3 separate regions of the Homo sapiens genome follow, and all the other regions are linked to region 3. A link is a loop called in an ENCODE intact Hi-C map of the cell type or tissue named here. Cell type or tissue: IMR-90. All regions are shown on one strand. Region 1 overlaps RRP15 (ribosomal RNA processing 15 homolog). Region 2 overlaps LOC105372926 (a long non-coding RNA gene). Region 3 has its middle 47 kb from the start of ZC3H11B.

The links. Peaks named below come from ENCODE experiments on the same cell type or tissue, not always from the same donor. Only the 100,000 strongest peaks of a DNase experiment are listed, where the experiment ranks them.
Region 1: it touches region 3 in a loop (8-fold over the local background); 59 of 110 quality-filtered maps call a loop at or near these places.
Region 2: it touches region 3 in a loop (5-fold over the local background); 43 of 110 quality-filtered maps call a loop at or near these places.

What each region holds. Positions count from the first base shown.
Region 1 is chr1:218,326,879-218,334,878 of GRCh38, forward strand. It overlaps RRP15 (ribosomal RNA processing 15 homolog), which reads left to right. Exons shown (of 5, transcript NM_016052.4): 5 at 4,070-8,000. The coding sequence ends at 4,213. Among named protein-coding and RNA genes, the nearest start is that of TGFB2, 14 kb to the right of the region's middle. In IMR-90, a CTCF peak has its summit at 3,351 (motif pointing right); DNase peaks (open chromatin) are centred at 3,393 and 5,733.
Region 2 is chr1:219,809,609-219,817,608 of GRCh38, forward strand. All of the region lies in intron 2 of LOC105372926 (a long non-coding RNA gene), which reads right to left. Among named protein-coding and RNA genes, the nearest start is that of SLC30A10, 110 kb to the right of the region's middle. In IMR-90, a CTCF peak has its summit at 3,200 (motif pointing left); a DNase peak (open chromatin) is centred at 3,173; H3K27me3 peaks cover 471 bases.
Region 3 is chr1:219,656,456-219,664,455 of GRCh38, forward strand. No RefSeq gene overlaps it. Among named protein-coding and RNA genes, the nearest start is that of ZC3H11B, 47 kb to the left of the region's middle. RefSeq lists enhancers at 4,632-4,926, 4,873-4,922 and a silencer at 4,719-4,918. In IMR-90, a CTCF peak has its summit at 4,779 (motif pointing left); DNase peaks (open chromatin) are centred at 3,476 and 4,776; H3K27ac peaks cover 571 bases.

The DNA.
Region 1 (8,000 bases), 1.3 Mb before region 3:
AAAGCATACCTTTCACCCCAGTGCTTTTTATTTTGGTTCTTCCACTTCAACCCTTAACTTCCAGAAGTCCCTGATACATACTGCCAGTTTCTGTTTCTTTTGCAGATTCTGCAGTGTAAATAGGGTTGGTTTTGTCAGTGTGATAGTTGCAGTCTTAGGATTTAACTTTCCTGGTGTCTTCTGGTCCATCTCCTTCACCTTCAAAATTGTGTTGATATTGTCTTTTCTGATCTTGACCTTCTGAGTTATGTCTTTAAAACAACAAATCACTTTTCTGTAGTTTTATTGAATATAGCAGTTGAGCAAGACTAGTTGTTTATGTTCAAACTGCCACTTTAGCATGGGCCCTCTGCCTTTTTTCTTTCTACGTGTGTCTTTAGCAAATGTAGGGATTAGAATTTAAAGAGTCATTCTGCTGCCTTTAAAACAAGGTTTTCTTTATTTTTTTGAGACAGAGTCTTACTCCGTCGCTCAGGCTGGAGTGCAGTGGTGTGATCTCGGCTCACTGCAACCTCCTCCTCCTAAGTGATTCTCCCTCCTTAGCTTCCCCAGTAGCTGGGATTATAAGCCTGTGCTATCATGCGTAGGCTATTTTTTGTATTTTTAATAGAAGCGGGGTTTCACCATGTTGGCCAGGCTGGTCTGAAACTCCTGACCTCAAGTGATCTGCCCGCCTCAGCCTCCCAAACTCCTGGGATTACAGGTGTGAGCCACCACGCCTGGCCTTAAACAAGGTTTTCTTGAGCTGCCATCTTGACAGATGCCATCTAACATACCTGTTTTTAAAATGTGTTAACAACACTTGTTTTTATAAATTTTCTATTGTGTCTTTTTTTTCCAAATTGTTGCTTCACAGTGTAAAAATGCTACTGTAATGATTAGCTTGAATGATGTCCATACTTAAGGCATACAGTGCTGAATTTTACATTAGATTTACAAAATCGAATATTAGATTTTCTAAAATCTTTCCCTCTCAGCCATAAAGTGTACTTGGTCTTATAGCAGTGAACAAAAACCATCACTAAGAAAAAATGTTTGTTTATGTAAAGCAAATAAATAATTATCTTTAACATGCACCGGAATCACTGACTGGCTTATAAAAACAGATTGCTAGGCCCCATGCCTGGAGTTTCTGATTTAACAGGCCTCGAGATTTTGAATTGCTAATAACATATTTTCAAGTTATGCAGATAATGCTGCTGGTGTAAAGATCACACTTTAAGAATCACTGATACAGACTATATTGATCCTTGAAACCAAGAAACAAAAACATCACCAAAATCCCCCTGTAAAGCTCTTCCTGTTATTCTTTACGTTGGACAATTGAGTAAAACGTTGTACTTAGTCTGTTGTTGCTCTTCTTGCCTAAAATACATGTTTACAGCAATCATCTTTCAAGACAAGCATGCAATATAGTTGGTGTCACCATTTTAATTAGTGAATTCCTTCCTTTGGTCTACTATTGTTCCTTTCTTTCTGAAATACACGTTTAAAGTTTTGTGGGCTGGGCACGGTGGCTCACGCCTGTAATCTCAGCACTTTGGGAGGCCAAGGCGGGCAGATCATGAAGTCAGGAGATTGAGACCATCCTGGCTAACATGGTGAAACCCCATCTCTACTAAAAATACAAAAAGATAAGCCAGGCATGGTGGCAGGTGCCTATAGTCCCAGCTACTCGGGAGGCTGAGGCAGGAGAATGGCGTGAACCCGGGAGGCGGAGCTTGCAGTGAGCCGAGATTGCGCCACTGCACTCCAGCCTGGGCGACAGAGCGAGACTCCGTCTCAAAAAAAAAAAAAATTTTTTTTTCCATGTTCCCTTTTCTTCTTCGTTCTTCTGTTGCCTGCGGGTTTTCTGATGCTACCTAGGAGAGGAGTAGAGGAGTAGCTCAGTCCAACTAGAGGTTGGTTGTCAGGGTGAGCTCTCTTGTAGAAACACTCTGTGTTGAGTCAGTCACATGGGATCAGTGTGCTCTTTCGGTAACGTGTTGATGGCATATTGGGTGTACTTGCCTAACATAGAGGCTTCACACTGAGATTGTACTTGTTCATATGTAAACTCAAATATCAAAGGCAGGATAGGTCTTTGCTAGTCAGCAATTTTGATATGGCTATACACTTTTCCGAATTTAATTGAAAGCTTTGAATTCTTACTTTGACAGGAGAGGTGTTATAATTGTTGGTTCTAAGTGGATTTTTGTTCACTGTGAACATCAGTTTTTTATTTAAAGAAAACCTGGGTTGGCTGGGTGTGGTGGCTCTTGCCTATAATCCCAGCACTTTGGGAAGCCAAGGCAGGTGGATTGCTTGAGCCCAGGAGCTCGAAACCAGCCTGGACCACATGGCAAAACCCTGTCTCTACAAAAAAAAAAAAAAAAAAAAAAAAAAAAAAAAATTAGCCAGGCATGATGGTGTGCACCTGTAGTCCCAGCTACTCTGGAGGCTGAGGTGGGAGGATCACTTGAGCCTGGGAGGTCGAGGCTTCTGTGAGCCATGATAACGCCACTGCACTCCAGCCTGGGTGACAGAGTGAAAATCAGGGAAAATGGCCTTTTATCCAGCTAGCTAACAATCTAATAGAAGTAGAATTTCAGTTTTAAGAGTAGGTTTGATATTGTAGAAATAAATGAAAAGTTGTTAATATACTCCAGTTATCTTCCTACGTTATTGTTCTCCTATCAGTGTGACGTGAGAAGCATTGGAACTGTTTTATGTTGGTTTTTAAATAGCACAGATGTTTTTTATTTATTTCTGTATGTTGGGTAAATTATAGTAAAAAGTGTGCTGATGTTTGATATACGAAGTCAGTTCTGAAATCTTTGCTTACATTTATATCCCATTCAGTCTTCAAGTTATATTTAAGCACAAGCTCTGCTTGATATTTTGACCTCAAGAAGACAAGAGTGAGCCAATAGGACAGTTTTCCTATTTGCTTGTAATAGTGGTCAATTTTTTTTTTTTTAAATGGAATGAATGTTTCAGGGCTATCTTTTTTTAAATAAAGGGAAGCTATAGCAGTTAGGTAAGTAATCTCTTGTAACCCAGCAAATATCTTTAATATATATTATATTTTAAACTGTTTTTATGTAGTTAATGACAGCATAATGATAACACTGTTTTCTAACCAAATGTCATGGGTTCTTGTACCTTAGGTTTTTACAAAATTTTGTATTTCTGTGATTGACATAAATAGATATGCATAGACTGTTAGCCCCCTGAAAACAGGAACTTCGTTTTGTTCATCACTATGTTTCTAACATAGTGCTTGATACACAGCTAATTCTCAATAAATATTTGTGGAAGGAATGAAAAATTTTGAGTGCTGCATCTATTGTATTACTTAATTGATACCACAAGGTGGTACTGTTGTACCATGAAATGAAAGGCTGTAATTAGTACCACATAAATCCTGTGACTAAATGAAACGAATTGACTACCTATTATGTTTATTGCCTGCTTCATTTATTTATAATTTCAACATACGATTAGTCTTTGATTACATGATTGGGTCAGGCAGTGAGCTCATAACCTAAATAAAGAACATTTGGTTCAAATTTTTATAAAAACATTAAGTGAGATGGCATCTTAAAAAACCTAGCATAGTACCAATGTAGTTTCTTTTTCCCACTTTTAATTTACTTTGGGTTAAATGCCTTTGTTAAATTGTCAGTTGCGGTGAAATAATTTGCCCAAAATTTTCTAGTAAATTATCACTGAAGGTTAAATAGTATTGTAAGTCTGTTTTTTGTTGTCAGAAGTGCTTAAAAAATTAATACCAAACCTAGATTTATATTTTTTCCCTCACTTCAAAAAAATTTTTTTATTTTGCTTTCATGTTTCTTTTATGGAGTCCATACAATATTTTATTAATGTTTAGTTCTTTATTATACATTTGTACATATATAATCATAGTATAATCATAGTGTATAAAGTAAGTCGATTTATAATTTCTCTTGGTTTTACCCCTATTTTAAAAACTAAGCATTGAAAAGTTTGTTTTGTAGCTTGTACCTTTTTGTTTCCTTATGATGGAATTGACTTTTGAATATTTTGATTCTATAATTTTCCTTAGACTGAAGTGAAATCAGAAGAAGGCCCAGGTTGGACGATCCTACGTGATGATTTCATGATGGGAGCATCTATGAAAGACTGGGACAAGGAAAGTGATGGGCCAGATGACAGCAGACCAGAATCTGCAAGTGACTCTGATACATAAAGCATCATAGGAAATACAATTGCAGTCGTTTTATTTTTTCTAGAAAAATATGTCATCCTCTGATAGTTGGGGAATTATAAGGATACCATTTGTAAGAAAGCCAAAAGACTTTTGCCAGATTTCATATTTCCCCTTTTCATGTACACTTTATATATACTTCATTAAAATTATATTTTAAACCCTTGTATAATTTTAAGCATTGTTCCTCAGAACATTTGTAAAAGGATATATTTCTGCTTGACCAGCGAGATGTGCATTTTGCCAGGATCATATTGGTCATGTCTATTGGTGTATTATTTCAGTATCACCAATGTTTTCAGAAATACAGTACTAATTCATCATTAAACTCTTTGAAGTTAATATTTTTCTGCCTTCTAACTTATAGACTCAACTATGTATCTGTAGTTTTTGGGAATGGTTGGTGTTTTTTGCTTTGTGTTGGGAAGTTATTGAGAAAACCTATATAATAAAATTTAAAATTATAGTTTTTCAGATTTTGGGTCGTGATTTTAGTTTTAGGTAATCTGGAAGATATGATTTAAGAAACAACAGATTTCAACTTTTTTTTTTTTTTTTTTTTTTTTTTTTTTTTTTTTTTTGAGACGGAGTCTTGCTCTGTGGCCCCGGATGGAATGCAGTGGCGTGATCTCGGCTCACTGCAAGCACCGCCTCCCAGGTTCACGCCATTCTCCCACCTCAACCTCTCAAGTAGCTGGGACTACAGGTGCCTGCCACCACGCCCAGCTAATTTTTTGTTTTTGTATTTTTAGTAGAGACGGGGTTTCACCATGTTAGCCAGGATGGTCTCAATCTCCTGACCTCGTGATCCACCCGCCTCGGCCTCCCAAAGTGCTGGGATTACAGGCGTGAGCCACTGCGCCCGGCCCAGATTTCAACTTTTATTTTATTTCCTTTCATTTATTAAATAATATAAATAATGACAGATTTATTTTAGGTGTTAGCCTATTTTTGCATGAGAGATTTACAGAGGTGGAAATTCTCATGCTTAACTTATGCAATGAGACAATTTCTCAGGAAGCAAGTTTGACATGCTTTAGTCTCTCTCTTCTTTTTTTTCCTCCCAAATATTTGAGTTAGCTTAAATTCTTTTTTATGGACTGCCCAACCAGTGAATTGATGCACTTAGACAACAAGTAATCTGCAGCAGAATATTGCATCCAATTTGAGACTTGATTCCATATTATTGCCTTAAAGGCTATTAAATTGGGTGACTTTTAGTATCCAGCTGTTAAAAAGAGGAAAGACTGTTTAATATCATTCCAAAATTTTTGTGAAATGTGGCCCAAGATCTAAAGTTTTTAAGGGAATTATTTTTAATAAATATGATCTGTCCCTTTTTGAAAAGGATCCATCCCTTTTCATAATAAAAATAATTCCCTCCTACCACCCAGTTGCACATACTTGCATCTGTTATGTATTGAAGGATAATCCCCCCCAAAAAAACTATCCAAGAGCAGAGATGTTTATATTTTGAAACCCATTTGAGTGTTACAGTATTATATGACTAAAGCTGAATCAGTCTGTGGCCTGGTATTTGTTATCATAAAGGAAGATGTACACCTAAGGTATCAAGTGGTTAAAACAGCAAAGTACAAGATGCATTTTTGTATTTATTCTAACTTTTGAACATTAGTGTCTTTCAGTATAAATAAATGTGAACAAATATACCTCAGTAGTAATACAGGAGAACTAAATATCCTGCTATAACTTAATACAGATACATATTTCAATATGACTTAACAAACACACAATTTTGAAAAAAAAAAAAAAAAAGTGCAGCAACTTAAACACATTTTTCTCCCCAGAACTAAGATTACACTTAATTTAATTTAATGTGTTTCTGCGTTATACTAGAGTTTTGCAGGAATTTTTCTGAATAGTACATTCACATGATAGATACGGATAAATACCTTATTTACTAAAATGTTTTGAAACATATTTTATAGTCCCTCATTTGATTTGAAAAAATTTGACAAGATCTTCACATTGAAAGTAAGGACGAGAATATTTGCAGATTTCCTTCGTTCCAAAATTATTTTATTCCAAAGAAAAATTGAGTTGCCACTATCAGGAAAAAAAAAATGTATCACTTCTGTTAGAAGGCTATGAAGTATATATAAATTATATGACAATTTTTATCATATAGATTTGATATCTTCTATGTATTCGTATTTTTGCATCTTGGGTATTAAGCAAAATACCATATGTATAAATATGAAACCAGGAATGTGCATATTTTAGAAACTAATTGTGTATCTTAAGTGAATGTTTTGAGTAGTTCTGTCACCCCTATTCTAAATATTTTACCTACAACATTTAAATTATTCTGATATCAATCAGATAAATAATCCGAGTGTATTTCATCTTTCTACATTGTCTTTGTGGTTTTTGTTTGTTTGTTTTTGAGACGGTCTCACACTGTCACCCAGGCTGGAGTGCAGTGGTGCAATCTCAGCTCACTGCAACCTCCACCTCCCAGGTTCCAGCTATCCTCCCACCTCAGCCTCCCAAGTAGCTAGGACTACAGGTGTGCACCACCATGCCCAGCTAATTTTTTGTCTTTTTGATGTAGATGGGGTTACCCCATGTTGCCCAGGCTGGTTGTGAACTCCTGAGCTCAAGGGATCCCCCCGCCTCTTGCCTCCCAAAGTGCTTGGATTACAGGTGTGAGCCACCATACCACCTGTCTTTGAATTTTTTAACGAGGGGAAAGAAAACTGCAATTCCTGCCTCCCCATTTATTTAAACATAACACCTAGGATTTTATTTTTGGTAACTACTTAGAATAATATAGTAGGTTACTTATCTTCGGTTAGAAAGAACTATGGAAAATAGGAACCAATAATTTGGAAGTATTATTTCCTTATTTCATATATAGAAATAATTATCTTATTTCCTTATTTCATATATAGAATATTCTAGATACTTGGATGGCTGGGGTTGATGTTCTTAGTATTTATCATAGTTTAGCATTGGTTGTTATTTTTAAGCATCAGAATTTGAAAGCCAATGATAATACCTGATTAGGACTGAAAATAGAATTATCTTAGTAGTTTAGCACTTTTTATAATGGAGTTGGAGCACTGAATTTATTTTCAAATTACCTAGAATTCTGCATTGCTCAAACATTATTCAATTGATTGCAAAATATACCTTGGAAACCCTTTGGATAGAACAGTTCAGAGGGTTACCACTAGTACTTAGAGCCTAAAGTCACTCAGTAGGAGGTTCTCAAAGGTCTATTTGAAGGCAATCCAATTTCTTTAAAATAAAATATTTTTTGCCTTTTAAAACAGATGGGTGAAGAAAGGGACGTATAAATTCTGGGAAACCTCTTATGTTTTCCTCCCATTTCCTTCTATGTCTCCATTAATGTGCTAACTTGAAGGAATTTAACTTCAAGGAAAGTTGACTGATGAAGTTTATGTAGAGCTGTGAATATTATAATTTGTCAATACTTTATTGATAATGTTAACTTTGTTTTTATTTGGAAACATTTTTTCCAGTTGACCAAAGCAGAATTCATTCTGTTCTTCCCTCAAATTCATCTATTAGGATCAATGTGATTGACATTTATCTCCACTCTGCATGTCACTGATATGGTATAGACGCTATAAGCCCTGTAGATATTATGGGTATGAAGACTATTTGAGGTGAATTGGCAGTGAGAGCAAATTTTGGAAACAGGAGAGAGAACTACTTCGTGCCTATAAAAAGCTCTCTCACTCCTTCCCCAAGAAAACAGGAGTCTGAATTTTGGCCAGCT
Region 2 (8,000 bases), 150 kb after region 3:
AGAAGTTTGCCTGAGATTCAGAGGGCAAAAGTGAAGTAGCAGCCATTATGTTCTGAAGGTGGATGTAGGTACCAGTGGCTGTTGTAGCAAATCTGTGGGATCACCCTGTCAGTGTAAGCCTGCAGCCAAACCTGCAGCTGTACCAGCCGCCACCGCATTTCCTGCTTCAGGTTCTGCATATCAGGTTTGGAGGTGGTAGGGGATGGTCGTAGGTTCCAGATTGTCCTCTCAGTTGTGTTTGTTCTTTGTCTTCTGTGCTATTTCATGCCCAGCTTATTATTCCCCAGCTGCCAGCTCTGCAGAGGTACAGCAACTTCAGGTTCGCCATCAGACCAGACAAAAGGATAACAGTCTTCCTTAGACTTCTTCACCAGCTCCCACAGTTGCATGAGATCGAATAATAAACCCCCTATTCCATGTCACTCATACTGGATCTCTATTTCTGATTGAACGTTGATACAGAAAAATACCCTTTTAAATATTCTTTAATTTAGCCTTTCTGAAACATGAGTAATGCATGAACTCATTTAAAAAAAAAAAACCTTGTAATTTCCTAGTGTTTACTTAAATTATTATTATCATGACCTTACCTAAACAGGTACATATATTAATCAAAACATGTAACTATAAATGAAAATAAACTTTATAAATAAAATTCACATCAGTTACACTAATTTAATGTTCCTGATAATGTCATTGTGCTGAAATGAAGTCATGAATGAATCCGCAGTACAGGTTCTTTTGCTATCCCAAGCCTGTAGCACTGGGCACTATGTGGTGTCTGAATACTCCAGGTCCTTTTCTATGTTTGAATTACTGCAAAGCCTTCTCTCACACAGCTTTCTGGGATGTCATTTGGCTCACTTGGTGCAAACACATCACGCAGTTATCAACTGAAACTCTAGGCTCCCTAGTAAATATTAAAAAGTTAACTTTACCAGAGCCCAGGTCTTCTTGTTCAATCCCTCCCTCTCCCTCACATTGCTCTCTGGAGACCCCACCCTGTCCAGGCGTAGCTGGATTCCTCATCCTGGCAGCTAAGTCTATCTTTCCCAAGAGAACAAGGCATTCAGCCTCCTACGCACAAGAGTTGCTGGCCAAGAGAAAGCCGATTCGTTATTGGAGATGAGAGAGCAACACACCCAACCCTGCCATATGTTGGAAAATCCAATAAAAGAGTAAATAATATCTTTCCTGATTCTTTGTAATAATCAGAATAACCAATGGCCACCATCACTGTGTAACTTCCAGTTATCTGGAAATTGCAGCCTGCAAGAGCTAGCCCTGGTAAGCTCCACATTCACACTAAGAAGCCTGCGATAGGTGTGAAAACCTCAGCACATCTACTGGGTCCCCTTTCCTGCCTGGAAAGCCACAGGGCATCTAAAGGCATGTCAGCCATACAAGGCACTGTGAGGCTGCTCTGAAGTTGTATTTAACCTCCATGCACCTCTGCAATCATACTGTCCTAGCAGAGACATTTGCAAAGCCTCAGACACACAATACATTTGTGATAATGGCCATTTCCAAAGGCTGGCTTACTTGTTGCATTTCTATATGTGGAATGTGATTAAAACTTGTGCTTAAATCTCATTCTTTTCTTCCTTTGTTTCCCTTGGCTCAAATGATCATCAGCGAAGCAGTAAAGCAGTTTATGGGACTCCGCCACCTCCCAAGATAAAATTATAAATCAGAGCTAATTTGTTCAGATGCATTAATGGATGATTGACTCATAATGAGTTAGAATGTGGGAAGGGCAGCATCAGACCTTGGTGACACACCAAGCCACCCTGGTTGGTTCTATTCTCACGCCCAAGGGAGGACACTACAGGACTGGGGCTCCCAAAGCTGCGTTGTTAGATCCTCCAACCAAATAAGAATGATTGTTTCCCTGAAAAATCTGCTGCCATTCTTGGGATGTTCAGGCACCTCCTGTAAGGCTCATCCTCACTGTGGAAAGTTATTGAATGTGGTGAAGTCAATTACAAAAAAGAAGGATGATCACAGTCAATAACAGCTGACATGTCCCTCATGTGCCAGGCATTACCCTTGATCTTTAGCCAACTGTCTCCTATTTCGTATTCATTTTTCAAATAAACAGCTGGGGCTTAGGAAGGTGAGGCACCTTGCCTGCCCTCCTAGGTAGGTAAGTGAGGAAGCTGGCTCACTCTAACCCCAAAGCCCCACTCTTGACCACTAACTGCACCATTCTTCACTGAGCACAGTGAGTTTGCACAGTTCCACGCTTCTCTGGCATTTTTGAATCCTATGAGAACTTTAAATCCCTTTCACCTGCTCATTTCTAATTAAATGAAAAACAAGCCTCCTTGTGTATATATTTTTATATTTCTTTGGAAACATCTTTTTTACATTTACAGCCAAGAGTGGTCTGAGCCCCAGTATGTGCCAAATGAGATATGTCTTCTCTTCCCTTTGTACATCATGCTAACATTTGCTTATTTCAGTAAGTGCAATGACTAATCATGTGGCTCTTATGCTTACTCTTTCATACTGGGAGTTTTAGCCAAAATATTATTTAACCTGTAATCCTGAGAGCAGGGACCACATCCTCCCTAATGCCTATCTTGATTCTTGGAACAAAAACCTGTATAAACGAATAAAGGAAGGGAGGGAGCAAAAAAGAAGGGAGAGAAATGCTTAGAATTCCACAGTTCCTTGAACGCCAGGTATAAAGATACACAGTAGCTGCCCTGCAAGAGCTCTAGTCAAATGAGGGAAGCAGACTTGGAAACAAATAATAAGAACACAACCAGAGAAAGACTATCAGGTCAGTGCAGAGTAGTATGAGAGCAAGGATGAGGGGATCTGGAAGGTTTCTCAGCGGAGTGACATTTGGCATTGAAGAAAGCGTGGCATTAGGCGTTGGAACCAACCCCTGGGAAAAGTTGGAAGGAAGACAGGCAGGTGCTTGATGGGCAATACCCATTTCTACAGAGGAGAAAAAGATTCAGAGAGGTCAGCCGACTAGCCAAAGATTGCAGCTTATAAATCTTGGACCTAGCAGTCTGCTGCTCTCCTCTGGATGGTCTGACTAGCAAGCTGGTCACTTAATACATGCCCCTCTATTGTTCTTGAGAGTTGCCAGGTTTTGCAGATCATCTGATGATTTGGCCTCTAGGTGAACAAAGAGGAGTTTGTTTCCGTGGCGGGTCCTCTTCTCATTCTTTAGACTCTCTTGCCCTCTTGTGGTTATGCAGAGCTACAGCCACCTGAGCTGTCTTCATACATCAGAGAGAAAACATCTAATAATGAGTGCTGGATTGCAGCCCGATCCCTTCCCAGTTCCAAAACAACACAAAACAACTCTTGAGCCAAGAATCTTTTAAAAATATTTATCAAAGAATACACTCATGGTTTTAAATGATCATGCATATTTTAAACAGCAAAAGGTCCAAATGGAGGTAGGAGGAAGTAAGAGGAGGAGGCATGAGTATATCAAATTCTATTTTTATACACAGAGGTAGTGCATGCAGGTTTAGAAAGCCCAACTCAAAATTAGTAGAATGTCAATAAATGTAAAAACTAAGGCACAGAGTGGTAGGGAAAGGATTGCCTTAGACAAAGCTACCATTTTAAGTTCTGGACCCCAGTTGAATTGTCCACCTGGCGAGAGTTTTGCAGGGTGGAAACAATGCCTTCAGCCAGTTATGAAATAAGCAAAAGTCTGTTCCCTGAGAGGAGACATCTGCATGAAACCTACAGGCATGTGGGAACCAGATCTTAACCTTGGTTTCAATGCAAGTATTTGAGAAATTACTGCAAACAGCAGTAACTACCAGTTTTGTCTTTTATTATTCAGCTTTCTTGTTAACTTCAGAGAAGTGCAAATGTGAAATGGACATCGCCCCATCCCAGCAGAGGAAAACATAACATACAGCTAACAGAGACAAAGACTTTCTATTGCCAGGAACAATGGCCAACACTCATCACTCTTGGTAAAGACAGTAGGAAACTGGGATTCAAACACACAGTGAAGAATTTCAGTTAGATGCAAGGAAGAAATTTCCACAGGGACTGTGAGTGATAATGTGGTATGTTGCAAAGAAAACTGAACTTAAAATATAGAACACTGGATTTTAGTTCCTGCTCTGCCACAAACCAGCCATGTGACCTTGTGAGAGGCATTTTACTATTCTGGGTCTCAGTCCCCTCAACTGCTAAAAGAGTATCATAATAAATCTCTAATTTTCCATTCAACCCTAAATGTTTATAAGCCAAAGGTTCTATGATGCTTCCCTTTGGAGGCTGTCAAAGAAAGAGAGAATATTTCAAGCTATTTCCATTTGTTTGGACACAGATGTGGTTGGAACCAGGAGAATAACTTAAATGGCTTCTTCAGATAGCCTTCTCTTCCAAAGTGTAGGGAATTTGGGGATGCTTGCCAAAATACATTGTTAGCCTAATTAATTGATTTTAACACCTCAATGTTTTAAACCTTAATGATCATCTTCCAGAAAATAGAGCAAAAATTCAAAGCAATGGAAAGGGGAAAAAACACATAAGAAAATCTAAGGTACAACCCAAGGAGTTTAGTATCCATAGATAAATTCAGAGAGAACACAGAAAACAGATGACTAGAATCATCGGCTAAATAATTCACCAAAAGAGAAAAAATAAGTCCCAAACTGGAAGGCACAAATTTCTGATGGAAAGTATACATTTTCATCAAGTGCTCACCCAGCACAATAGAAGAAGATGGAAAGAGACACAAAATAAGGTATATCATTGTGAAATTTAAAAAAAAAAAAAGGAAATTCCCAGAAAAATATTCTTGGGAGACCACAAGCTGATAGCTCTGAAGCAGACACAGAGAGCAACCAGTTCAAACTGAAACAGGTCGAAAGAGATCTAAATGAGACTTCTTCAGCAAAGTACATGTAATAGAACACATTAGGTACTCCAACAGACTGAAAGAAGATTTTGACAATTGATAAAAATGGTTGAGGTCGAATTGGTAATATGTAAATAGAAACTGAAGCAAACCGATAATTAAGACAAGTTTATGAAGTCTAGAAAAAAACAAAATGTTGTGCAAGAAAGAAAAAGTACTTGCCACCATTACAGCCCAGTCCCTCTGTTTTGCATTTATTTTGTAACCATTGCATTGAGGAATTGGAATTTCATATCAGTGGGAAACAAACAAAATTTTTTAATCGCTGTTTTCATTCACACTCTGTCAAATCTTCCTTCCCCACTCAATAGTAAATCCTTTAACACCTCGAACAAGTGTCATAACTTTTCAGTTATTAAAATTCAGTTCCATCCTGTTAATAACTCTGGACTCATATTTGATTCAAAACTTTTCCTCTCCCTCATTGCAAATCAGACCTATGGCTTGAGGGACTTGGAGAGTGAAGGATGACACTCTTTCATTACCGCACCACCTCTGTGCTCAGGACTGGATTCTTTGGTGATGGAAACAAGGAAGTGAGATACGGGAGATTGGTGAAGAGCAAACAGCTCCTTACTTAACTGGAGTCATTGCAGTTCTCTCTCTGGCCAACCCTGACTGGCCATTAAGGCTGGGCACGTGGGGAGGAATCCAAAGCTGACTCTTTTGTGAGGCTCATGAATATGTTGACTGGAGAGCACTGAAGGGGCCTTCTGACTACATGTTTTGTTGACATGGCAAATGCTACTCTTGCCTCACCTCTTCTATCCTCCCATATCCTGTCATTCATGCTGCATCTCCCATAGCCCTTTGCTGATGGGGTCCCCTTATCCTGTGTGTAGCTCTCTCAAGTGGAGTAGCATCAAAAGGGCTCAAGCCCAGCCATCTCTGCAGGTTCCACTCTATCCACTAGAGACTCACAGACCCCTGCCAGACTAACTGGTGGCTGTGCTGATTGTGGTACTCTTTCTGCAGCCCTGTAGTCTTCCTCCAATTCTCTTCCCTTTCTCTGGTACTCAGGGGCAGATCAGCAAGTCTGATGCCTAAGGAATGAGATGCCAGTGACCCTGCCTTGCACAGACACACCCAATCTCTACACAGGATTGTGGGGAACCCCTTCACTTGATGATGGGGAAGGAGATCAACCCCTGTGCTACCCGAAGGGAGAGTGGCAATCACCTCTTATCATGAATACGGCACTCCTCACAAGGCTAGTGACTCAAAACATTCCCTGTGTCTCCCATTCATTCTCAAGACTTCTTATGTAAGGGACCATCATTCCCCTTCCCACCCCTTCATCCTGTGTTTGGAGGGTGGCAGGTGCTAATAGGGAAGTTCTACCTCCTCCTTGTAAGCCCTGGAGGGAGATATCTGGCTCCTATTTGCCTCTTGTTAAAAAATAGGATTACTTGAGCATCTTCCTTTCAGGTTGGGATTTTAGTTACAATTCTGGGGCAACATGCTTTTACATCTGTTCTAATATCTGTCTCCCTGATTAAACTGTGAGCTCCCCGAAGATCACATCTTGTGATCTCATGCGAAGGCCATATCTCATTTCTCAACGTATCCCAGCCCCTAGCATAGCACCAGGCATATAACAGATTCTCAGTAAGTACAGAGTAAATGAAGTGGGAATGAAAGAATAATTCATAGGTGGATGGATGGAAAGATAGATAGATAGATGGATAGATAGATAGATAGATAGATAGATAGATAGATAGATAGATGATAGAACCTCTTTCCTACTTCCATTGACACTGACAAATAAGAAACTACTACTGGTCTTGTGTGTTAATATCAGCCTCAGACAGCAAGGGCACAACATTGACTGTCATTTAGGAACTCCCAAGAATTGATTGTTTCAAGCTCTCTTTCTGTCCTCTTGCACTCCTTTTCATCCTCATCCTCTTGGGTTTCATTAAAGAAACAATGTTATTTATTCTATATTAAGAAGAAAAAAACACTCTTTTTTATCTGAAATATCTGAATAAGAAAAATTTTAAATATCTCTGATATCACAGATATCATTTAGAATTAAGTCTTTTTAAAAAAAATGTCCACTATTCACATTTAAATATGAGAGGATGGTATAAAATGACCCTTCAACAAATAACTGCCAGAATTCTATCTTACAAATGTTTCCTATATGGAAGGAGGCAAAACAAAATCCTGGTTTTCCAATTGCTGAGACTTTTCATTTATTTCTTCTTAATGATTCACCCTTTCAATAACATACTCCATCATGATTTCTGAGTACCTGAGCCATGAAGGACCAGAAATCAAGAAACGTGGGAGGTACCACTGACTCTTTTACCAGTCTCCTGTAAGTGTAGGCAAGTAATTCCATTTGATTTCCTCATCTGTGAAATGAGGAAGTTGAACCTCATGAATCTTAAGATGCCTCTAAAATTCCTTAATTTTAAGATTCATCCAGTAACTGTAGGTACTTAAAACCCATGGAAAATCTCATGACTGTAAGAGCTCTTCTTTAAAGAGAAAATGATTTCTGAACCATGTTTAGCAGACCGACTAATGGCCCTCCAAAAATACCCATGCCCTACTCCCTGGATCCTGTGAATATGTTCCATTACATAGCAAAAGAAACTTTGTAGGTTGCTGACCTTATGCTAGGGAGACTATCCTGAGTCATCTAGGGGGTCCAATCTAATTAATTACATAAGCCCTTAAAAGCAGAGTAATTTCTCCAGTGGGAATGAGAGAGAGGTTGGCAGAAGGAGAAGTTAGATTCGAGAGGTAAGAGAGACTCAATTAGTCGCGGGAGGGAGCACCACGGGAAGCATGAGGAGGAATGGAGCAGCCTCTAGGAGAAAAGCCTGATTCCCGGTGGGCAGCCAGCAAGGAAATGGGAACCTCTGTTCTACAACTGCAGGGAACTGAATCAGGTCATCAACCTGAAGGAGCTGGGAAGTGGATTCATCCTGAGACTTCAGAAAGGAAAGCAGCCCTGCCAAAATGTTGATTTCAGTCTTGTGAGACTCAGAGCAGAAGGACCACTAAGCCGTGATGTGCCCGGACTTCTGACCCATGGAAACGATAAGATAATCAATTTGTGTTGTTTTAAGCATCT
Region 3 (8,000 bases):
CCTCAGCTTTCAGCCCTATTTGAAGGCAATAGGAAAAGCCATCCAGCTACCAATGCTATTGCCTTTGTCTCCGCATTTGGTGATCTGAATAGAAGCCCACTGATTCAGCAAGTTCACATAGCCACAGAGAAAATGCCCTGAAAGGCTGTCATGAAATTGTGTATGTGTTTCCTGCCATGATACTCTTTTCAGTTCATTCTCTTATGTTCTGTTTCTCTCCATAGGTTTGGCTAATTGTAACATCTTCAGTCTGCACTGCATATCTCATAATCGTGTACTTAAATGCAATGTTTAAGTTTAATGTCTGATACCTTATTAACTGAAATACACACAGTAAAAAAAAAAATTGACAATGACTGCACCTTAAATTCTGAGAGGCTTCTGTATACATAGGGCTCCTTGAGTGATAGCCTTCCCTCATATTTCCTCAGTTCATCCCCTCAATATTGGCGTCATCAGAATAAGTGAACATTTGTCACAATACTTAACAAGGAGGTACATGACTTTAAAATTTATTTTTATCAAATTGCTAGGACTAATTGGATCCCATGGTGCTTTGAATTCTTGTGTTCCACCCTGTTTACTGTTTCCTATTTGCATTGCTTCTTAGGAAACTTATGGTTTTAGAATGTAACACGGTGAGAACCTACAAAGCATGCTCTGAATAAGAGACATTTGCCCGAGTTCCTGTGAGTGTTTTTATTTAACTAAAATTTCCTAATACAAAATCATATAAAGTACAAATGCCAGCTTATAACAATTTCACCCACAAACTATATTTAAGCACAGCATAGTTCCCAAATAAAATAAGGCTACAGAAACAGCTTTACTGCCTAGGAAAAAAAAGATGTATGCTTTCAGAATAGTTAACCCACAATAGCACAGCTGACAACTTCAAATAAAGGCCACAATCCTGTGAGCCTGTAACTCAATTTTACATTGGCTTGGTGTAGTGTTTCATGTCATGGGTAGAGTTTCCTTACTGCTTTTAATGGTGGACTTTAGAAGCCTTCTTCCTGCAATTAGTATAATAGAAGATATAAGGGTAGAAACAGAAGACTTTTCCCCTGTTCTCCTAGGCAGTGAAAAAGTTTAAAATTATAAATAGTCCCAAGGTTAAACAGAGGTCACATCACTTTCCACTGACTCCATAATCTTGCTTATGTTTTGAGAGAATTTTCTGCTCAAAAAATAATTCTCTAGACAGATCCAGTCCATTGTCCATGGACAAATACATGGCCCCAGTGGAAATTCTCAACTGCCCAGGTTATACCTGGCATGGCCTGTGCAGCCTTCTCATTCCAGAGGGAGGCAGTGTGCTTTCTGAAGACCATGGTGGTCAGAGCTGGTTCCTCAACAACCTTCTTTCAGTCATCCCCACTTTGCCTCCGGGTTATCAGTGCATTGCTGTTGCTCTCTCTGATTCTAGGCTGGGAACTCTCTGTATAAGGACTGTGCCTCAAGCCTTTTGACTCTTCAGCACCAATGGTTCTTGGCTCATAATAATCCATCACTTAAAAATATTGAATATTTTTAGTATTCAATATTTTGAATATTGGCCAGGCGCAGTGGCTCACACCTGTAATCCCAGCACTGTGGGAGGCTGAGGTGCGCAGATCATTTGAGGTCAGGGGTTCGAGACCAGCTTGGCCAACATGGTGAAACCCCATCTCTACTAAAAATACAAAAATTAGCTGGGCATGATGGCTTGTGCCTTTAGTCCCAGCTACTCGGGAGGCTGAGGCACGAGAATTGCTTGAACCCAGGAGGTGGAGGCTGCAGTGAGCTGAGATCACACCACTGCACTCCAGCCTGAGCGACAGAGCAAGACTCCATTTCAAAAAAAAAAATTTAAATAAATGAGTGAATGTAAATGTTTTTTCCTCATTGCCTTTCTAGATAAGTAACTGGTGAGATAAATTATTTAATCCTTAATTTCTGATGATTTAATAGATGATCTGTTTCATGCCATAGTTACCACCAATGAGTTTAATTTCAAAAACACTGAAAACTTCCTAGTACTCTAAAAAAACATGTTCCAATGTGTTCACCAACGCTTAAAATTCCCATTCCATACTTTATTTCTTAGTGGATAGATTTGTTCCCTACTAATAATGAAATATTCTCAGGAAGAGTAGCATATTAGATTATTATCAAATAGATGTGATGGAAGCAGAATTTAGAAACTGTTCTGAGGAGAGAAGTAGAATGAAAATAGAGAAAGAAGAAAAGAACTGAACCCTTGAAGGCACAAAGGATTATTTTAATGAGTAGTTAGTGTTTCTGTCCCAGTAATTCTGGAAAGCATCAGTCTTAATCAAAAACTAAGTACATTATTTGACAGCTCTTTGGAAATATAGTTGGGAAGAAAAGAGCTTTTTAGAACCTAAATAACAAAAATAGCTTATTTTTGAATGCCTACTTTTGAATATGTTTACGGACTCTACATATATTTTTCTCAGCCTTCAAACAACTCAATGGCAAGAGGTCTCATTTTATAGATGAAGAATCAAAGATTAAACAATGAATGGAAAAACAGGGTTTCTAACCACATCACATACTATTCCACCACCACCATCATCACCACCCTTTCCCGTGAACACGTTCTCCCAAATGCAACAACGCCTATGTAAGCATAAATATGATTCTGTATGGCTCTGATTCAACTAAGCACTTTGCCACACTGCTGCTGGTTCTCACTAAGTAATGTCACAGAACTATATATTGCACTGCCCTAGCACAGAACTGTTTTTCAGAAGTGACTCAAATAGAAAGTGGCATTAGTATTAACATACAAAAACATTCTTTTTTTGAAACTCAGAATGCTGGATCTAAGAAATGGCCACTTTAAGCTTGCACTAAATCTGAGTTTTGATGCTTAGCACATTCATGCTTAACGATCTGAACAATAAGTAGTGTGTCTTCCAACTGGTGCAGCTCATTCCCAGCAGCCTAGATAAAGCTGGTGGTGAGTATCCAGTCATTAGAGCTGGAAATGGACTCAGCACCTAGCATGAGCCAAATTGTGACTTCATGCAGGGCTATTTCTTTTTTCTTTTCTTTTTTTTTTTTTTTTTTGGTTTGTTTGTTTCTGTAGCTGTTCTGTTGCATTAAAGAGGAAAAAATTAATATGAACATTCAGTTCAACAACTGCCTTTGAGCACCTCTTATTGCAAAAGCCCCATGCAAAGTAGACACTGTGGAGATAAATAGATTTTAAAATATGCCCCCAAGGAAACTATGAAATTGCTGGCACAAATATTTAAGGGAAAATGGGCCACACTGACATTCCAGAATAAAACTGGTGAGCATTTCACTTATTAGGTAAAAGAGAAAACTCTTACTCATATTGAAATAATGTTTTGGTCTTCTTCTGAAACATGATATACTTTCCTATATTTGACAAAACTGACTTATCCACTTATGCCTGCTGTTTAGGGAGCCCCTGCTGAGAACTGAGAAGTTTCTGTCCTGAAGTCACCAGCTGAGAGGGCTGTTGCTAAACTCTCCCCACATTCTGTCTCCCAATGGCGTCATAGTCTTTGAACACAATGTAAACACATGCTTAATTTTAAGATTGGCTTATTATCTACATTCAATATCTCTGTTTATCAGAGCCCCTCTTAGTCTCTACATCTGTCTACTTATTCCAAACCTTAGTACAACCTTGCCCATCACTGAGGATGATAAACGTGACACAGATTGTCATTTTCCTTTTTATTCTAATGAGCAATCTGGCTCTCATTAGGGCCAATTAAATTAGAACATCCCCCCCAAAAAAGAATATTTAACGTTTATTCTGAGAACAAAAGAGAAAATGCAAGTGTAATCTGTCAGTTTATCAGGCAATATTTTTAACTTAATATTAAGAAATTGCTGTGAACTCATAAATAAACCATTAGCAAAAAGAAAACTGCTAATTAAGGTATAATCTAATCTGCTCGTCTCCATTTTGATCATAGGGTAAAAGTTCAATAAACTTTTTGATCGATACACCACAGAGATAGAAGTGAAATAGTCAAGACTTTTAATCAGGTAATTCACACTCCAGGAAGAAGAGAGGAAAAAAACACTTTGCCTCAATTCCCTCAAAATTTTGCACTAAAAATCTTGCTTTGGGGTGACTCAACCTCTCACTTATAATTTTACAAACGGCATAACCTGAGCGCTTAGAGACCATTTAGCCCAATTCCCTCATTTTACAAATGAAGAACAGGAATACAAAGACTAAGGGAGGCCCCTGGGGGCAGCGCTGGGCTGAGAACCAGGTGTCCCGACGTCAGCTCCTCCCACCTCACCTCCCTTACAAAAAAAGGGGGTGAGGAGGATACCCCTGTTGCACACAGGAGGTGGGGCGCTGCTTAACTTTTGTTAGCACCATCCGTGGGGGTGCTTGGGAAGTTTCGCTCCCTATGAGCGTGGTGACGTCATGCGAGCCAGGGGTTTTCCTAAAGGCAGCCTATGGCTCTGGCCAACGGGACCAAATCTCGGAGGGCCAAATTGAGGGAGTGTGAAGTGGGGGATGTGGCTGGAGAAGAGAAGGTGATACTAGGCCAGGACAGCTGCAAAATGACTGACAACGAGAATGAGAATATGGGTTCCTCTCTTGAGTCCCCAGAATTTTTTTCAAGTTCTTCAGCTGCATACATTTGGCTCTCTGGCGCCCTTTGTTTTCTGGCTGATGATCCTTTTATTTTTCCTGTCCTACATTTAAAAGAGAAGGAAAGAAGCGGGGAAGTCGGTTCCAACTACTCCTCGCAGCCAGTCCTCGAGCGCCCTCTGCCGTGTACATGGGAGCTCTTTGTCTTAACCTTGCAAGCGCTTACTCCTGGGTGTTGCTTTCCGCTATCAACAGAAGGTTATGGCGACATCTACAGAAGGTTATGGCGACATCTTTGCTTCTGTCTGCTGCTCAGGAAAAGCTTGGAAAATACAAAATTAGGTTGATAAAATTTGTTTCCTGTAGGAGTGTCTCCTAATTCAAGTGGAATGTCGCTCACCAGTGGGCTTAAATAAACCCTTAATCTTAAACATCCACTTTATCATGAAAATGGCACTATTTATTCCACTGGCAATATCTTGTGTCGAAATCTAAACAGTATTTCTTCTCTAATGGGAGTGAGACAGAAAGTCCTGCCAATCAAGCAGGAAAAAGAAGCCTGCATCAGACAGCAGGCCTCTGTTTCAAGGGATAAAAACCCATATTCATTCACCCAGGACTGCCGCAACTTTAAAAAACAATGTCAAAAGGAAAAGAAGGCATTGTTGCAAAAGAAAGTTCTCTGGTGTTTGTTTCATTCTTTTTTCTCTTATTTTCTTCTCTTAAAGAAAAAAATAAAAGCTGGTATAATTCCTGGTTTGCTTAAAGGCTAATGTATATTTACAGAAGCATCCAAGCCATGAATCGCTTTGAATTGAGTCGCTGTTAGATGTACAATAGGCCTACTGTGTTGCAAAGAGTCTGGCCACTCATCATGACCCCCTATTCAGTCGACCGTCCATTAATCTAAACACAGGCTCTCTCAGAGACATCCAGAAGCCCAACAATGGTTTACATTTTTTGGATGCTACCTTCCGGTTACTGTACCTAAGTGGGGAAATGTTGCTGAGAGATATTCCAATTTGACTCCCAAACGGGTTTTAAGCAAGTTACCATCCACTTGCCCTAAGCACAAAAGAACAGGTTTTCTTTTCCTCTGCCAAGTATCAATTTTTATATCAGATAGACGTCAATTATTGCTAAAAAGCTGATACAATAATAATGGAGCAGCACACAGTGGGCAGAGTCCCACTGCAGTGAAATTGGATAAGGATTTGGTTTGATTATGTAACTTTTTAGAGCAGCATAGTTTCTGCTAATAGCATGATAAATAAACAGCATCTATAGAATGTCTGAAGAATGACAATTTTAAAAAGAAAGAAAAAACAAAGGTGACCCTTGAATGTCTCTGACAACTAATCAATTTCTGACTACCTTTTTAGTCCCTTCCCTTTACCTCACCAACAACTGCATGTCACCAAACAAGGTTTCCCAAAGAATCTCCTTCTTTCCCCTGCTGGATCAGGTGAATCATAGAATCCACCATACAACTGACAAAAAGTTTTGTTCTACCATAAAGCAATGTAAAGATTAAATGTAAAGCAATGGCCAGATTTCACTTGGAACTTTCTTCTTGTTCAAATTCACTGTAAAATCCCCTTGGTTTAAAACAATGCAAGGTATACGTCCATACCACCCTGAACGCACCCGATCTCGTCTAAAACAATGCAGGAAGAAAATCACGTATTCTGCCGGAAATTCATTTATTTATCTGTACTATAAGACCATTGACTATTCCCTCACTATTTCCATAGTTTTATTAATGCTACAGAAAGAGAAAGTAACATTTTTCCCCAAGATCCCTTCTCATTTTATGGAGTAGATATTTTGAGGCATTACCTAAGTACTCCCAAGCATCCAAATATCCAAATCTAAAATATCTAAAATATCCCAAATATCTAAACACCTCAGATGGGTAAAAGCCTACCTTTTTTTGGGAGATATTCATAAGAGGAAGAGGGAGAGAGCTCACATCCTTATTTTTAACTCATTGCTGTGTCTAAATATCCCCACTACCAGCATCTAAGCTGAATTCTCCCTAGAAATGCTCAGTGCTGGTTATCAGAAGAGAATATGACATAATGATTAACTAGCACAGTATTGACTGTTTCTACTTATCACCACCATGACAAACTGCAAGATCGAACTTCTACTCCATCCCTCATTTTTGTCCACATGAAATCAGAAACCAATTTGACCCATTTATTCACTGAAATGCTTTAATTAGATGGTCTCAGGTACTCTCCAGAAATTACTTTCACTTTCTAACTTCATCACCCACAACTTTTCGCCAGCCACCACCCCTTTAAAAAGACCTCCAACCCGGGTGCTTATTAAAATAGCAGAAGCCCAAGCTCCACCTAGACCTACTAAATTAGAAACTCTGAGATGGAGGCCCAGGAATCTGCATTTACTAAGCTTCCCCCATCACCAGGTGATTTTGATGCAAATGCATTTATTTTATTGCCGCCATAATTCTGAGGAATCACAGTAGAAGCTAACATTTATTAGACTTCTGTTTTTTGCCAGGCACTGTTTGAAACACTTCATACATGTATTAATTCTTTTAATTATCACAATAACTTTATAAGAGGGTACAGTTTTTACCCTTATTTAGATGTTGATTATCCTTTCTGAGATAAAGGGACATTAGGAAACTTATTCAAGAGCACACAGTTAGTATATGGCAAGAGAAAAGATTCAGATCCAGAGGATGTCATTCCAAGCCTGTCACTAAATCACCAGGTTTTACAATCTCTAAAACAATTATTTGTCCTCTGTCTTCTCTACTAGGCTATGAATTTGTTAAGGGCAGGAATCATAGCTTTTCATCCAGATAGCTGCAGCACTCATCCAAGTGTGTGATGAACTCAAGAAATGTTTATCGAATTGTTTATTAGGTTGGTGCAAAAGTAATTGCAGTTTTGGCCATTAAAAAGAGGTAAAAACCCAGCACTTTGAGAGGCTGAGGCAGGCAGATCACGAGGTCAAGAGATCGAGACCATCCTGGTCAACATGATCGTAGTAGAAACCCCGTCTCTACTAAAAATACAAAAATTAGCTGGGCATGGTGGTGCATGCCCCTAGTCCCAGCTGCTCGGGAGGCTGAGGCAGGAGAATTGTCTGAACCCAGGAGGTGGAGGTTGCAGTGAGCCAAGATTGCACCACTGCACTCCAGCCTGGTGACAGAGCCAGAATTCGTCTCAAAAAAAAAAAAAAAAAAAAAAAAGGTGAAAACCACAATTACTTTTGCACCAACCTATAAAATGTAGAATAAACCAAGATACAATGTTTTTGTCTATGGATAGTATTAGGCTGGTGCAAAAGTAATTGTGGTTTTTGCCATTACCTTTGCACCAACCTAATATCAGTGAGATTTTTAAAAAACCCAAAACCTCAT